2 separate regions of the Mus musculus genome follow, and region 2 is linked to region 1. A link is a contact called in ENCODE POLR2A ChIA-PET data. All regions are on one chromosome and are shown on one strand. Each heading gives the region's core, a stretch centred on a gene start or an enhancer-like site at or near the end of the contact. The rest is flanking DNA. Distances are from core to core; before and after follow the strand shown.

Region 1 (6,075 bases), core at 2,416-4,915:
CAATTGTTGGCAACTGGTTGACTTTTAAGACAGAGGCAGTGGGTCCAGGCCATAACCCCAGCACACACGAGGTTGAACCAGAAAGATCCAGGTTCAAGGCCATCCTCACCTACTCAGTTCAAGGTTGACTGAGGAGACCTTGCCTCAAAAAAAAAAAAAAAAAAAAAAGGGAAGGGCTGGGGAAGCGGCAAGATTGCTCAGTGGGTAAAAGAGTTTGCTGCACGCACGACACGAGCTGGCTAGCCTAACTGTCGTCAAGGTGAAAGAGGAGAGCTAACTTTGTGGCATTGTCCTGTGACCTCTGACCTCTACTCATGGGCCCCCTTCCACCATAATACAAGTAAAAGTTTTAAAAATTTAAAGCAAGACAAAAAGATAACCTGAGAAGCTGGGGGTGGTGACATGCACCTATGATCCCAGCGTCTGGGTGGCAGAGCCAGAAGGTCGCTTGTAAGTTTGGGGCCAATCTGGTCTTACCTAGTGAGTTCCAGGCCAGCCAAATCTACATAAAGAGCCTATGTTCTAACTTCACATTCTGTTGCACTCTGACTTAAAAACCATGGAGGAACAATGTTTGCTGGCTCTATCCAGCTAGCTTTCTTATACAGCTGAGGACTACCTGCCTATAGAATGGTACCTCCTACAGTGGGCTGGACCCTCCTACAATTAACAGTCAAGACATCCCCCCAGAGGCCTGCACGCACACACACACACACACACACACACACACACACACACACACACACACACGAATGGAGCTGGGTGTAGTTCAGTGGTAGAGCACTTACCCAGCATGCAAGGTCCTGGGTTCCATTCCCAGTATCCTCTACGTCTACCCCCATAAAGACAAGTTCAAGTTCTAAGCACAGGATTCATAAACACAATTTCATTTGCAACAGGCTCTTTGCAGATGTGACGGAGCCAAACATAGCTTATGGCAGAACAGCTCTGAGTTTAACAGGACCCCAAAGGAGGCGCATCCTGGAACAAAGACTCCAGGCAGGCTTTTCCCCTGGGCCTCGGAGCCTTTACCCTGAGGATCCACTTCCTTTGGGTTTCTGGTCAGTGATGAAATCTCACTGCTTCAAGCTGCCCAGGTCACAGCACAGCGTTTTCAGAGAAACCGTGGAAAGGCCAGAGATACACAAACCCCATGTGAGCAAGCAGAAGAGGAGTCCAGATTGGGGGGTTTGTCAGCCACACGTTGTGGTCTGGAACCTTCTGATCTACAACGGTCACAGGATCCCCCTTAGCCCACAGGTCTGCGATGTCCTTACTCACTCTCCAGCACTCATGACTCTGGCTACCACGGCAAAAGGCTGGGCCTGTAGCTCAAGTGTGTGAAAGACACAAGTTGAATTGGTTGTCATTTAAGACACTCAGAAGTAAAACGAACCAAAGGGCAAACAGTAATACAAGAGCTGAGGGTTCAAATCTCAGGGCTTCAACTGCTTCTACTGACTTACTCGGGGTAAGTCACTCACCCTCTCTGTGCCCAGGCTAGTCCCTAGGTCAGTTGTGAATGTCTGCTGCACTGATCTCAGTGTTTGACAGAGTGGCAACAGGCAAGACAGAGAACAGACTGCAGCTCCCCCTGGGTGGAGTTGATGCTCTGGAAAGAAGAGGGCCAACAGTGGACCTGTGAAGGGGGACAGGTGGACACGGAGATATGTGTTTTATCAGACGTTAGTAGCAAGGGCAAAACAAGGCAGGAAGGACTGTGGGACAAAGAGGAGAGGGATGGTGGGAGGTGACCCTGTGGCCCCCTGGACGGAGTGTTCCTGCTGAAGAGAACAGGGCGTAAGCTCACCTGGAGTAGCTGAAAAGAACAGGGAGAGCGAGCGGAGGTGACAGGGCTACACAGGCCCCATGGGACAAGAAGAACTGGAGATTTGGTTCTAGTTTGGTTTTGCCACAGTGGGGTCAAAACCCAGGGCCTTGTGTAGGGTGGGCAAGGGTTCTATCAGTGAGCCGTGGCTCAAGCCTGTTTGATCGATTGGTTGATTGTCAAGGCAAGGTCTCACTGTGTAGCCTGCTTGGCATACAGATCCACCTGCCTATACCACGTGTCGGGAATAAAGGTGTATATCACCGTGCCCAGCTAATTCATTTATTTTTTTGAGACAAAGTCACTCTCACTATGTAGCTCTTGCTGGTCTGGAACTCACTACACAGATCAGCTTGGCCTCGAAGTCTCAGAGATCCACTGACGGCTTCTCTCTGTGTGCACCCCTGAAACTGATACATTGGTTATGTATCACCGCTGTTTTTTTGTTTTGTTTTGTTTTTTCCTATTGAAAGTCTCATGTAGCCCAGGATAGCCTCACACTCCTTAAGTAGTCAAGGATAACCTTGAACCTCTGATCCCCCTGCCTCCACCTCTGAAGTACAGGAATTACACCACGCTTGGGTGTCTCTGGGGTGGTTCCGAGCCCTGTGTGCTCGATAGGCAGGCAGACACATCCTAAGCCACATCCCAGCCTCGTTTGCTTTTTTATTGAGAAAATGTAAATGAAGTTCTTCAAGACCTGGAGTCTGGGGACCTAAAGCTCCAGGAAAGCAGTGATGGCGTGGGTCAGCTGATGGCGTGGGTCACCTGATGCTCATGTCGTCCCCTCCCAGCCCTCCCCCTCCCCCTTCCCAGTTCACATCTTATGGGCATGAATATTTTTGCCGGCACATATGTACATGTACCATGTACATGCTTGGGGCCTGCAGAGTTCAGAAAAGAGCATTGGATCCCCTGGAACTGTAGTTACGGACAGTTGTAAGCTGCCCTGTGGATGCTGGGAATCGGACCTGAATCCTCTGTAAGAGTAGCTAATGCTCTTAACTGCTGAGCCATCCCTAAAGCACCAGATTTTTTATTTTGTTTTGTTTTGTTTTTTATTGAGGACATAAATTCCTATCACATTTGTGAAACTGACCATTGAAAAGCAAGAGAAAAAAAAAAAAAGGTTGCCCCAGATCCCTGCCTGCTGGGACCCACACATCCCAGTCTAGGGGATACCTCTGAGCAGTTGCCAGGCCACTAATAGGGCCCAGATGTGCCCAGAGGTGGCCCTGGCTCCAGACCTGCCTGCTGGGACACTCACCCGGGGGTGGCTTTACAGCCAGTTTATTTCCTGGAATGATTTTAAAGAAAATCCCAAGGGAAGAGCTAATGGCCCGGCCAGATCCTGCAGCCCCGAGCCGAGCCGCATCTCCCCAGGCCCAGCTCGAGCTTCGGTGGAGACAGGGGCTTGTTCTTAGGCAGGAAGCCAACTGTCCAGCGCAGTGAGAAGGGCTGTGCTGAAAGGGCTCCATTTTAGGACCATTGCAGCAAGTGGGTTCTTTGTTTGGTTTTCAGAGACAGGAGCCCAGGTTGGCCTCCAACTTAGGAACTTGCCACGGATGAGCTTGAACTTCTGTGCTTCCTTCCTTCCTTTGACTCAGAGTACTGGGATCACCTGCAAGCACCACCTCACCATGCGGCCCCAGCGGACGCAGTGCGGGGACCAAGCCCAGAGCTTCATGCCTGCTACGCCAGCACTGGACCAACTGAGGCCCATCCCAGCCAGCCCTCCCAGGACAGACATATCGCCGTCTATCATGGAAGGAAGTGAGGCACTCAGCTCAGGAACTCAAGGCAGGAACCTGGGGGCAGGAGCTGGTGCAGAGGCCACCGAGGAGGGCTGCTGACTGGCGTGACTTACTCAGCCTTCTTTCTCTGACCATCTAGGGCCACCTGCCTGTGGATGACATCACTTACAGTGGGCTGGGCCCTTCCACATCAATCATCAATCAAGAAAATGCACCACAGGCTAGCTCACAGGCATATCTTACAGGGGCCCTTTCTCCACTGAGGCTCCCTCTTCCCAAATGACTCCAGCTTGTGTCAAGTTGACATGAAACTAGCCAGCACAAACTGACTTTATAGATCAGGCTTGTCTTGAACATACAGAGATCCACCTGCCTCTGTCCCCCAGGAGCTGACATTAAAGTTGCCTGCCATCACACCTGAGTTTTATTTTGTTTGTGTGTGTGTGTTTGTTTGTTTGTTTTTCTTTTTGAGATAGGTCTTGCTATGTAGCTCAGGCAGACCTTGAACTCCTGACAATCTTTTTGCCTTAGCCTCCAGAGTGTTGATGTGGGCCACCAGGCCTAGAAGGCCTGTACTTTTAAAAAATACTAATATTGGGCGCACGCCTTTAATCCCAGCACCCGGGAGGCAGAGGCAGGTGGATTTCTGAGTTCAAGGCCAGCCTGGTCTACAGAGTGATTTCCAGGACAGCCAGGGTTATACAGAGAAACCCTTTCTCAAAAAACAAACAAACAAAAACATAAAGAGCACTGACTGCTCTTCCAGAGGTCCTGAGTTCAAATTCTAGCAACCACATGGTGGCTCACAACCATCCGTAATGAGATCCGATGCCCTCTTCTGGGGTGTCTGAAGACAGCTACAGTGTACTTAAATAAATAAATCTTAAAAAAAAAAAAAAAACTAATATCACAGGCTGGGGCTGTAGCTCTGCAGTCAGCCATAGAGCACTTGACCAGCGTATATGAGAGTCTGGGCTATCTCTCCAGCACCACAAAAAACCACAGTGCTTATAAGCCCTTCAAAGCCCTTCACACAGAAAGCAAACACTCCTCTCTCTCTCTCCCTCTCTCTCTCTCTCTCTCTTTCCTTTTTTTGAGGCTAACCTAGTCTACAAAGTGATACCTTCTCTTCAAAGCAGGGGATAAGGGTGGGGTTGGCTTAGATTGAAACTTCATTTGTAGGATTTTTGCCTGGAATACACAAGGTTTTGGTGCTCTATCCTCAGAAGAGCACAACAAGACAGAGTTGTATACATCTGTTATCCCAGCACTTGGGAGGTGGAGGCAGGAGGGTCACTACTACATGAAGACTTTGTAGCTAGCCTGAGCTACACAAAAGCCTGCTTCAAAGATAATGCTTAAATAAATAAATAAAATAAACGGTGGCCGTGTTGGTTGGCGCATGCCTTTAATCCCAGCACTTGGGAGGCAGAGGCAGACAGATTTCTGAGTTTGAGGCCAGCCTGGGCTACAGAGTGAGTTCCAGGACAGCCAGGGCTACACAGAGAAATCCTATCTCGAAAAAAACAAAAAACAAATAACAAACAACAACAACAAAATGCTTAAACAAACAAACAAACAAAATAAATGATGGCAGTGTTGATTGGCGCACGGCTTTAATCCCAGCACTTGGGAGGCGGAGGCAGGTGGATCTCTGTGCCTTCCAGGCCAGCCTGGTCTACAGAGTGAATTCCAGGCCAGCCTGGTCTACCGTTTGTTCCAGGACAATTGGAACTACATAGGGAGACCCTGTCTCAAAAACAAACAAATCTAAAACTCAAAGAAGGCCTCCCCTCCCGCCTCCACCCTTGATTCTCTCACTTCTCCTTGGCTAGTTTGGCTGCCTGCCTTCTCCTAGAGACAGCCTTTTCTCCTCACGTTGTCAAAAGCTGCACATTTCTGTGAATAACCCTTTGCAGTCCCCACCCCAGTTCTTCCCACAGAAGGCTGTCTGTCTGTCTACTCGGCCCCAGGCTTAGAGAGGTTCCTTCTGGGACAGCTGTGTCCTCTCTCCCATTTACTGGGGTCCAGGACCAGTCCCAAGGAAGCGAGGAAGGCCCCAGGCTGGGTGGGCAGTAAACTACCCAGCCACCATAGCCCTGGCCCGAGCCCTTTGTCACCTGCTATGCCACCTCCATTCCTTCTCCTAGCTCTAGTCTCTGCCCTGCCAGGCGGCCTATGGGACCTTGGTCCCAGCTGCTGTCTCTAAGCCCCTTGGCTGCATTCTGGGCTGAGGTTCCAGAGAGGCCCTGATCTCCCTCTCCTCCTGGCTTTCTAGTGCCCCCAGCCACATGGTCTTTCTCAGGACAGCTTCTCCCAGCCCCACAGCCTACTTCCCCTCCCCCAGGATTCTCCCATCCCTCTTCCTCCACCTCCATCCTTCCCATCCTCCTCCTCCCTCTCTGGAATGTCAACCCTCCCGAGGGCTCTGGATGCCTTGGTGGGAACCCTGCCTGCTGCTCTCAAGTCTTCCCGGCCTCTCATTCCATCCTG
Region 2 (6,075 bases), core at 1,089-3,588, 75 kb before region 1:
GAGGCAGAGGCAGGTGGATTTCTGAGTTCAAGGTCAACCTGGTCTACAGAGTGAGTTCCAGGACAGCCAGGGCTACACAGAGAAACCCTGTCTCGGAAAAAAGAAAAAAAAAAAAAGTTAAAAAGCTGAGCCAGGTGTACTGGCACATACCTTTAGTCCCAGCACCAGGACAGCAGCAGCAGGTAGATTAGAGTTCAAAGCCATCTTGATCTATATAGCAAGTTCCAGATCCTGTCTCAAAAGTTAAAATAAGGCTGGGGGCTGGGAATGGATTGCTGGGGAAGGGCTCTCATGCCAGAACAGACATCCTGAGTGCCACGGACCTGCTGTGGCACACAAAAGAAGTAAAATGTAGCCATTGTAAAAGCTACCAGATTTTACATCCAAAACCAAAAAACCCACACCTCAGATGACTGAGTGTGCTCCAGAGCCTGGTGACCTGAATCCAGTCCCCACGATCTATGTGGCAGTAGAAGAGAACCGACTCCTGGCCGTTGTCTTCTGACCTCAAGTGCATCACGGTGCACACAAAATAAGAAAATGTAACTGAAAGACAAAACCCTGAACTTGGGCCAGGGAGGTGGCTCCCGATGCAGGCATCTGCTGGGTAAACCTGGGGAAGTGGGTTTGATCCCCAGACCCCAGGAAAGAGAGAATTGTGCTTACAAGGTTGTCCTCTGACCTCCACACACAAAATGACCTCAGACATCCAGATAGCCTCAGTTGTCATCTGATGATGTCCAGTATTTTGGTCCTAGTCAAGGTAGGGCTCGAAGTATGGCCAGAAGATTCTGCTATCCATCCAGGAAGCTACCATGGTGTGCCAGACAGCTGGTCAGTTGTGTGTGTGTGTGTGCTGAGGGCAGGTTGAACGAGTCATATAGCTCTGTCTGAGAGGAGTGAGATAGTAGAAAACAGGCAGGAACAGAAAGAGAAAGCATCTGTGTGTGGGTGGGCAGGAGGCTCGGTCAAGGTGCAAGCTACAGAGCCCTGCTGGCCTCTGCAGTCAGAGGACCGACGAGTCTTGTTCATTCTGTTTGTATGTTATCTGGAATTCTGCTTAAATTTTAAAATCCTCACTAAGCATTTTGTAAGATTCTCAAACCAAACTAGGTGGGCACACCTATAATGTTAGGACTTGGGAGTAGAGGCCTGGGACCTGAGGGCATCCTTGTTATATAAGCTAACTCACAGCCAGCCTGGGCTATATGAGACTCAGTGTTCATACACACACACACACACACACACACACACACACACACACACACACACACACACACCAATAATATAATAATAATTAGGCTCCCTTTTAGTGAAGTGTTTCCTGGGTATGTTTTCAGGAATCTGTCAGTATCCTGTGAGACGGGTTTACCAGCACACATCAGGTACCTGCTGGAGAAGGCAGTGTGCGAGGTCACGTGTGGTCAGAGTGTCCGGTCAGCTCGCTGGAGCTGAGCAAGAGGCAAGAGGAGGGGTGTAGGCTGGGGAGGAAGAAGCTAGTGACTTGCCAGCTGTCCATGCCCTGGGCGAAAGCACCGTGACACAAAGGCTGAAGGAAGCCAAGCCTCCCCCGGAAGCCTGAAGGACGTCTACCGTGGTGCTGGCCACTTGTGATGAAGGCTCCGTGGAGCAAACCTGGCTTGGCTGTGCTGAGAGGCTTGTGGTGCCCTACAGGGAAACGATGGTGTCCTGATCACGTCCTTGGAGAACAGGCAGGGGGAGTCAGGCAGAGCAAGAGGCAGAGGTGGCAGGGTCCCCAGAAGTCCCTAGCGAGATGATGGTTGGGGTAAGAAAACCAACCGCACAGAGATGCAAGGAGGGATTGCCGACTGACTGAGATGGAGCCAGAAGAAGTGTTGGTGCCACATCCCAAGATTAGGAGTGACTGTGCTATTTGGGGATGTGTGCAGCAGGATCTGTTTGGAAGTGTTCTGGGTGCCTGAGGCCCCAGAGGCCGGGTGTCTGGGAGGGATGGCGTAGCATGGACATTGAGTCAGCTTAGTGTGAGATGTGGCTCAATGGAAGCACTTGAGCAGTTGGGTTGAGAGCTGAAGGGTCAGGCTCAGGGGCCAGGGTGAGTTTGGAGGCAGGAACATGGAACTGAGTGTGACATCTGGCCAGGAGCTGGGGTGCAACATCTCCTGCCATGAATGACCGGGGGAGTGCTCAAGTAGAGCCACAGTTGGGACTCCTGTGGGGACAGCCTGTGACTGCTGAGCTGGAGAGGGTATGTGTCAGGAGAGGTGCTCCACCATGGTGGCCATGTGCCACCACAGCCTTCCAGGCTCACTCCTTCTGCAGAGGTCAAGAGTATTGTGACCTCTGCTAGGCCAGGGGAAGGGAAGGGAAGGGCTCAGCTCCTGTAAACAGGCGGGGCCTGGCTCAGTGGGCACATGCACCCTGGCTTCAGTATTCACCCTCCCCTCCCCTTCCCTGTCCCCCTCTCTCCCCGCCCTCTCCCTCTGACACCCAGTCACCTCCTACTGTGGACCCAGTCTAGGGGAAAAATACTAATGCTGTTGGTGCGCTTGTGTGTGTGTGTGGGCATGCGTGCCATCATGTGCAGTCAGAGGAAAGTGTGTGCAAGTCAGTTCCCTCCTTCCACCCCACACTTCCGGGGAGAGAGCTGGTGCTGCCAGCCTTGATGGCAGGTGCCTCTCTATGCTGAAGTAGCTCGCTGTCCCCAGCCTGACCGGGAAAACAGCAGATTACTGAAGGAGGTCAAGTGTCATAGAAATGAGTCCCCACAAAAGATGGAGTCTGTCTTATGGCTGAAGGAAGTCTTCTATAAAAAACAGGAAGTGCCAAGGCTGGGCGATACCTTGGTGGAGTGGAGTACAGGTGCGCGCGCGCACACACACACACACACACACACACACACACACACACACACACACACGGCTGAGGCAAGAAGATGACAGGTCTGGATAATAAGGAGAGAATCACTAGCCTTGATTCTCAGAGATCTCACTGCCTCCTGGGTCCTTCCCAGCACTTGGGAAGCAGAGGCAAGTGGAGGCCATCCTGGGCCAATCGTGAGACTCTCTCTCTAATCGGAATTAGGTTTGACTCTTGTGTGTGCCGGCATACACACCGGCGCAGGATGCATGGAGCCACAGCGTGGAATACCTTCTCCTTGCTGCCTTGAGACACGGCCCCACTGAACCAGCAGCCCCCTGACTGTCAAGTGCTGGCTTGTTGGCAGATAGGCACGTGCTCCTACTCCCTGTTTTCTACATGGCTGTGTGGGATTTGAACTCAGGTCCTCATGCTTGCAGAGCAGGTGCCCTTGGCATTGAGCTGTCTCCCAGTCCTCCCTCTCATTTTTTATTTAACTCTGAGCAGAGTAATTGTGTTGTTTCCCTTTTGCCTGTGATGTCCAAACCTTGTGTTTACTGAAGGACGTCACCTCATATAGCCGAACAGTGCGGCTGGCTCTCCAAGATGGGACAGATGCTAATGATTCTGAGCCAGCGAGTCAAGCATGCTTTATGTTTCTGCTCTTCTTGTTTTTCCCCCAGTGACCACATTTGCTACTTAGTGTTTTCAGTCAAATGACTCTTTTGCTTGAGCTTGTCTTGGGGTGGCTCAGGTGGTGAGACCTTGTAAGACTGAGGACCGGGCTTTGAGCCTCAGCCCCCAAGTGGGAGCTAGACAGGCAGGCATGGTGGTACATGTCTGTGACCTAGGCATTTGGAGATGGGGACAGGAATCCTGGGGTTCACTGCCCAGCCTTCACAGTCTATGAGTGAGAACCAGCCACTGAGAGACCCTGCCTCAAAAACTGAGGTGGACAGCTCCTGAATAACAACACCCAAGGACATGCATGGACACGCATGGACACATGTGTGTGCACAGTTCTTTTCTTTTTTTTTTTTTTTTTTTTTTTTTTTCTTTTAAAAATTTGGTTTCTCTGTAGCCTTGGAACTTGTTCTGTAGACCAGGCTGCCTCAACCTCAGAGATCCAGCCACCTCTGCCTCTCAAGTGCTGGGATTAAAGGCGTGTGCCACCACTCCCAGCTTCCAACACTTTTTTTTTTTTTCGAGACAGGGTTTCTCTGTGTAGCCCTGGCTGTCCTGGAACTCACACTGTAGACCAGGCTGGCCTCGAACTCAGAAATCTGCCTCCCGAGTGCTGGAATTAAAGGTGTGCGCCACCACGCCCGGCCACAATTTTTTTTAAAAAAAGAAGCTTTCCCATTACTGTAAATGGGGTTAGGATGATGTTATTTGTCCTAAATAAATTCTGTGGTGCTGGAAATAGAAGCTGAGGCAGGTGTCTGCCAGGCTTGTGCTCTGCCACTGAGCTGAACCCCAGCAGTAGTGAAGTTGCTGTTGCTGCTGCTGGAGGAGGAGAGGAGAGGAGAGGGGAGGGTGAGACTAGGCCTTTCAACTGATGGGACCCTGTGCTGCTTTCTAGTCCAGGGAGCCACTCCTTTTTAAAATTTTTTTTTTTTTTTTTTTTGGTTTTTCGAGACAGGGTTTCTCTGTGTAGCCCTGGCTGTCCTGGAACTCACTCTGTAGACCAGGCTGGCCTCGAACTCAGAAATCCACCTGCCCCTGCCTCCCGAGTGCTGGGATTAAAGGCGTGCGCCACCACGCCTGGCTTAAAATTATTTTTATTTTATGTGCATTAGTGTTTTGCCTGCATGTATATCTGTGTGAGGGCACTGGATCCCCTGAAACTGGAGTTACAGAGAGTTGTGAGCTGCCGTGTTGGCGCTGGCAATTGAAGCCAACTGAGTCCTCTGGAAGAGCAGCCAGTGCTCTTAATTGCTGAGCCGTCTCTCCAGCCCCCGGGGAGTCGGTCATAACAGGAGCTGTGACACTGGAGGATGAAGCACTCCACTGCTCAAGTCACTCACGTTCCACGAGCAAGTCTGTCCCAGATGCTCGCACCAAACCTGTAGTACTAGAGTTGACCCTTTCTCACCGACCACAGGCCACCTGGAAGAATCCTTTCTGCTGGGGCCAGAGCCTGGCACATGGCCACTGGTCCTTTTCAGCATCCCTCACAACACCTGGGGTCACTTTGAGAACTCACTGGTCTCTCTCTCGTGGTCCTCTGTGCTGTCAGAGGCCTTTTCTGCTGACCTGTGTTCCCAGTTCCTCTTCTGGTTGGGCATCTGCACGTTGTTTCTTGGCACTAAGAAATGTCAGACCTGGAGACCTCCTGTCCCTTGAGCCACCCCTCATCTGTGCCTTTGTCTCACTTTTTCTTCAGGCCCTCAGCTGAGACCTGTTACCCCCTATCCTACACAGTTCATGTATTTATGTTTATCCCACTACTCTTCTGGGTGGAGGTTCAAGGAATACAGGCGCTGCTCCTTGCCTGTCTCCCAGTGTGTGGGCATGGCTGCCATGATGGCATAGGTGAGCTATATGCCCTGCACATCAGGAAGCCCAGGACATCCCAGGGCAGGGTCCTGGAGTCCGGCCAGATGAGCTAGTGGCCTGTGTAGATCCTAAGGTTTTTGTCAGGAAAAGTTGCAGGGGAGGCCAGGAGCAAGCCTCCCAGTGCCACTGCTGGCGTGGATTCCCTAAACCTGAGCTCTGTGCAAGATACCATGACATTGAGGTGGCTCAGGCGCCTGGTGTGGTTGTGGCGGTGTCTGGGCTGCCCTCATGGGCTTTGTGGCTAAAAAATAAACCAGAAGGGCCAAGGCTTACGGAGTGAAAAAGCCTCCTCCGCGCTCCTGCCTGATAGCTACTTGTGGGGACAGCATTTCATGAGATACAATGCTGGTGTCGCTAAGGCCGTCCCAGCCAGGAGCATCCCTAAGTCTCTGCAGCCTCCAAAATGTGTCATACCACGATTGCGTGAAAGGAAGTGCCGTGTCCCAGGCTGCGGTTGGCATTCCTCTCAGCCAGTGCTCAGAGCAAAGGGAGCAACAGCTAAACGGGGTGGGGCACTGGAGGGGCTGGGGTGGGTGAGCACCCCTCTGGCTCCCCATGGCTCGGTGCGTGTGAGGCGCCATTGCCAGCTGTGTACACAGCGTCCGCAGCACACACTGGTGATGAGCAGCTCCTCGCTGTGCTATCTTAGCCGTACACCTGGATTTGCTGGAACCTTGA

The links. ChIA-PET counts read pairs that join two places held with the same protein, here RNA polymerase II (POLR2A).
Region 2: POLR2A ChIA-PET joins it to region 1 with 15 read pairs in embryonic stem cell. The contact joins two enhancer-like sites. POLR2A ChIA-PET finds 5 or more read pairs at or near these places in 3 of 5 experiments (Patski and embryonic stem cell).

Annotation. Positions count from the first base shown.
Region 1 is chr2:167,544,106-167,550,180 of GRCm38, reverse strand. No RefSeq gene overlaps it. Among named protein-coding and RNA genes, the nearest start is that of Gm11476, 6.2 kb to the left of the region's middle. Within about 2 kb of position 3,665, at least 1 of the 3 ENCODE cell types and tissues checked has a DNase peak (open chromatin) inside an H3K27ac peak, as active enhancers do.
Region 2 is chr2:167,617,999-167,624,073 of GRCm38, reverse strand. All of the region lies in intron 1 of Ube2v1 (ubiquitin-conjugating enzyme E2 variant 1), which reads left to right. Among named protein-coding and RNA genes, the nearest start is that of Ube2v1, 11 kb to the left of the region's middle. Within about 2 kb of position 2,338, at least 1 of the 3 ENCODE cell types and tissues checked has a DNase peak (open chromatin) inside an H3K27ac peak, as active enhancers do.